2 separate regions of the Homo sapiens genome follow, and region 2 is linked to region 1. A link is a loop called in an ENCODE intact Hi-C map of the cell type or tissue named here. Cell type or tissue: MCF 10A. All regions are shown on one strand.

Evidence for each region. Peaks named below come from ENCODE experiments on the same cell type or tissue, not always from the same donor. Only the 100,000 strongest peaks of a DNase experiment are listed, where the experiment ranks them.
Region 2: a loop joins it to region 1, with 7 times the contacts of the local background. A loop is called at or near these places in 4 of 110 quality-filtered maps.

What each region holds. Positions count from the first base shown.
Region 1 is chr10:59,239,769-59,242,268 of GRCh38, forward strand. All of the region lies in intron 4 of PHYHIPL (phytanoyl-CoA 2-hydroxylase interacting protein like), which reads left to right. Among named protein-coding and RNA genes, the nearest start is that of PHYHIPL, 64 kb to the left of the region's middle. In MCF 10A, a CTCF peak has its summit at 991 (motif pointing right); a DNase peak (open chromatin) is centred at 1,033.
Region 2 is chr10:58,530,115-58,532,614 of GRCh38, forward strand. All of the region lies in intron 1 of BICC1 (BicC family RNA binding protein 1), which reads left to right. Among named protein-coding and RNA genes, the nearest start is that of BICC1, 18 kb to the left of the region's middle. RefSeq lists a silencer at 1,238-1,297. In MCF 10A, a CTCF peak has its summit at 1,189 (motif pointing right); a DNase peak (open chromatin) is centred at 1,167.

The DNA of each region.
Region 1 (2,500 bases):
TCACTAAGGCTTTTAAAATGGCAAATGCTATATAGGTTGTAAAACTTCTTACACAGCATTCCCTATAATTTATCATTTTAAAAGCTTCACTTCAGACTCTAAAGCATCTTAAGTTGACAGGACTATGTATGAAAAATATTTAGGAAACTTTGTTGTGTTCTTTGTATTTGTTTGTTTGAAGACCATGGTTCCAGATTTAAATCAGCTTCAAGCTGTGGAAAATGCAACAGGAATCAGAGAGAGAAGAACACACGTAGGCATCTGTGTTCTTCAAATTAAGTACTTAGCAATAGAATGTATTTTTATATATTTTGATGGTGAAAAAATATTCCTGCCATTTGTTTGAATATCTTATAAATACAGAGTTTAGTCCTTCATTTTCTCAATTGGTATATACCCTAGAGTCCATATATTTCCTGGTAGATACCATTCACCTAATTTAGAGAGTACAGACTGATAGATATAACATAAATTATTGTGCTTGTCAGTTGTGGATTGGCAATGACCATATAGACTTAGCAAGGAAGGTGTTTCTTTATACAGATGCTCCTTGACTTGCAATGGGGTTATGTCCTGTTAAACCCATTGTAAGTTGAAAATATCAAGTTGAAAATTCATTTAATACACCTAACTTACAAAACATCATAGCTTAGCCTAGCCTCCTTAAACATTTTCAGATAACTTACGTTAGCCTACAGTTGGGCAAAATTATCTAACAGAAAGTCTATTTTATAAAAAAAAAAAGTGTTGAAAAGATCAACATTCAAAGTACAGTTTCTACTGAATGTGCATCATTTTCACACCATCATAAAGTCAAACAATTGTAAGCCAAACCATCATAAGTCAGGGACTGTCTGTATTTGTTACGCATAAAATTTGAAAACAAAAAAAACCCCTCCATATTTCTGTTGTCTTTGGTAAGAAATACATCAAAAGAATAAATAATTACATCTTTGATTTTAGGTTTATATTCCTGGAACATTGCCAATATCTATTTTAGGTGGCCACTGGAGGGCAGTATCTCTCTGTGATTTTTCTCTGTCCCTTAGATGGGAACTGGCCTTTGTTTTTAGGTCCTTTAGTAATCTAAAGTTTGCTTCATCTGTTTTCAAAAATGCTTCCAAGAATAAATAAATAAAGACAGAGTGCCTAGAAAATGGATAATTATTGTGTATATTGCATGATTTTACTCCCAGCTACCAGTATGAAAGCTGTGTTTACTAACAAGAAAATTTACCTTTGTTAAGTTTTCCATAATGATAGTTATAAAATCCATGTAAAATATGTCTTGGTGCAGTACGTATAAATAAATATACTTTCCACAGAGTGGTATAATTTTTCAACATTGCTTTTTTAAGAAGCCTTATTAAAAAGTAGTAGACATAAATTCCATGGATGTTGATTTTCTTTTTGTCATTAACTCTAATTAAGACACATTTCCTTGATTAAAATCCATTTTAAATATCATCTTGTTATTCAGAATGCTTGAATAGAAAGGAAACTTTTAATTACTGGATACACTTTCCAAAGTTTATAATCCATTTTGAATTATGAAAAACTGGATAAATACTTACTCAGTCCATAAGAAATCAACTCATTTTGACCTCTTCCTCTAGAAATGAATTCCTAAATGAACATTACTTTCCCATACTCCAAATGAAAACACCACTTTCTTTCTTACCTCTTGTTCATATTCACTAGGTAGTCTAATTGTCCTTAAAACTCCTTTTATATCTGAAGGGTTTCAGGAATTCACTGAGATTGGTAGACATGTGTAGGAATTCCTCTACCTCTGGTGTCAAATTGTATATCCTCAAAGTGTAGGTTCTAGTACATATTTTCTGTTTATATATATGTTGCTGTTATTATTTCATGTAATTGCACTTATAGATCCATGTAGGACACATATCATAGATATTTGGATTTTGTTAATGAGAATGTAACAAGGGCGAGAAATTTTGAACAGGGACAAGATGGGTAGATTCTCTTTTCCTTATTTCGCCCACATCTATCTATTGTTTACTCTTCACTCAAGAAACAGTCATTATTGAGCACTTCAATATGTTAATGGGATACAAAGATATCTCTTTTGTCTGTGCCAATGAGCACAGACAAAAAAGAAATAAAGAACACCAGAAAGTATGTTCCCTTTACCCACAGGATTGGGAAAGAGACTGAGATGACTTTGAATACAGAAACCTTTTAGACAATAACCACCATACCCCAGGCAAACAGTATAGGAAAAAAACAAACAAACCGTAGTCCCTCATGTACCAGCCAAGGCTAAGTGAGGAACCTAGACCTCTATCCTCTCACATCTGTAAGGGGACACCCTTCTCCTTCCATCCTCTGCTAGGGTGGTATCAGAGAAGCCTGAATAGGGAGCCTGGATTTTCCACCACTGCCCAAAGAAAATGAGGCTTGCCCTCATAGTGTGTGAAGCCACATGTCAAGTACTAATGAGACACCCCTTCTCTCTCTGATCTAGAGTATGTTAGCA
Region 2 (2,500 bases), 710 kb before region 1:
GAGGAAACGTATCTGTATTTTTTAACAGAAAACAAAAGGAGATCACGTAGAGTAAGGCCCTGATTAATGTACATCATAGCCTGGGTCACGTACCTCCACCCCACAAGACCAAGAAGTGAAATGAGGGAATTGAAGAATCAAATAGAAAAAGGCAAAGCCAATACAATGATGCACTATCTAGTTTGTTACTTCTGAGGATGACTACTACTTCTGGTGAGGCCCAGAAGCTATATCCCTAAATTGTCCACCTAAGGAATTAAAAAGAGAGGCATTGGTCTGTCAGCTTCTGTTCCCTCCTTGAGGAGAGTCAAGGGTTGCCTTCTGGGGCCTGCCTTTCCTGCGATTCTGTGTTAATACACTTAAGACTTAGACGTATAGATATCTAACAAGCTCCTAGGGAAGTAATAAAGAAGTATGTTTAGTGTAAGATTGAGATGAGACATTGTTACCCCAAAGTGGGTTGATACCTATGCCGAACTGTTTACTGTAGCCTCGCTGGAATCAGAGATGAAGGTGAGATGGTATATAAGATTGTGTGTCCAGTACAATGTCTTTATATACTTTAAATGCAAAAAAAAAAAAAAAAAGAAAATCAGAAAGGGAGAGGCGGAAATGGACGTTTAAGATATTTCATACCTTTGTTCTAAATCAAAGAAACTTCCTTACTGTAAATTCTTCATGTAGAGAATGCTTTATGAGATTACAAAAATAAGCCTGTCTGCAGTCAGCAAGATGGAGGAATAGGGAGCACCAGACTTCTACCCCTACAGAAATACTGACTTAACAATATGTGGTCCAATAAAGCCTTTATGAGAAGGCCAGAAATCACTTATGAAGTCACAGAACTCCAGTTTAAAACCAAGAACCATGGTTTTGAAACAGGTAAGAAAAGCTGTTTCATTTCATCTGAGTCGGCCCCTTCCCCAAGCCACCACAGCTAATGATGAGGAAAAAAAGTCCAGTGACTGGTTTCTCCCTTGGGAGAAAAAGAGTAAAATGGAATTATGTCCAATGTGCTGGCTTTTTGAGACTACTCAAGTGACTGGTTTCTGCCTTGCTTGACTTGGAGTGCTGATGAGGAATAGGCATACTTTGATTGCCTGGGGACTGCTGAGAACAAGAGAGCTCAGCGGTTGGTGGCAGTACCAAAATACCCGTAGTACTGCAAACAGACACCAGAGGGTGCAAGAGACTGTAGACTCCTGAAAAAGAAACCAGAAAACTTTGTCTGGTTGTGAAATTACACACATAGGCTCAGAAAAAATTCATCTCTGTAAAAGGTTTGAGAGACCGCCAGAATCTCTAGCTGGGCTGATTGGTGAAGATCTTTTTCCATCCAAAACCAGTCTGTAAAGACTGGAAGAGGTGACCGTTTATTCAAATACAAAAATTACAACAAAATATAAGGCACACAAACAGGGAAAATATGGTCCAATCAGAAGAACAAAATAACTGTCCGTAAACTGACCCAAAAGAAATGGAGATCTGTGAATTACCTGACAAATAGTTTAAAAGGAACATTTTAAATTAGTGCACTACAAGAAAACATATACAATGAAACTGTGAATAAAATGAGAATATCAATTAAGAGATGGAAACTGTAAAGATCCAAACAGGAATTCTAAATAACTAAACAGGAATTCTGAAGCTGAAGAATACAGTAACTGATTTGAAAAAAAAAATTATAGGGGATCAACAGCAGACTTTATTAAGCAAGAGAAAGAATCAGCAAACTCAAAGACAGGTCATTTGAAATTATTGAGTCAGAGGAACAAAAAGAAAAAGGAAAAATGAAGAAAGCCTAAGGGACTTATGGGGCGCCATCAAGTGAATCAATATATGCATTACATGAATTTCAGAAGAGGAATATAGAGGAAATGAGGGACAGAATATTTTTCAAACTACAATAGCCAAAACCTTCCAAATGTGAAAAAGGAAATAGATATCCAAATATAAGAAGCTCAAAGGACTACAGTCATGATGAAACTAAAGAAATTCACACTAAGACACATTCTAGTCAACTTTCCAAAAACAAAAATCTTAAGGGCAACAGGAGAAAGGCAATGTGGTATATACAGAGACTTTCCATAAGAATATCACACATTTCTCAGTGGAAGCATCGCAGGACAGAGTGGAATGAGATTATATGAGGGATCTTCAAAAAGTTTGTGGACGGTATGTATTATGAAAAAAAAAACTATGCATGGATTTCAAACTTTTTTTTGGCACTAAAATAAATTCCTGCTGATTTGGGTAAGACATCAATTTGAAAAGAGTCCCTATCCAGAGCAACATGTATTCTGCTATTACTGAGGCAAGAACAAATACCAAATTTATGGTGAAGCATGGTGGAAGAATGGTGAAATTATTGATACTTTACAAAAAATTTATGGGAATAGTACACCAAAGAAATCAGCTGCTTCCAAATGGATAATTCATTTTAAGAAGGGACGAGATGATGATGAAGATGAGGCCCATGGCAGCAGACCATCCACATCAA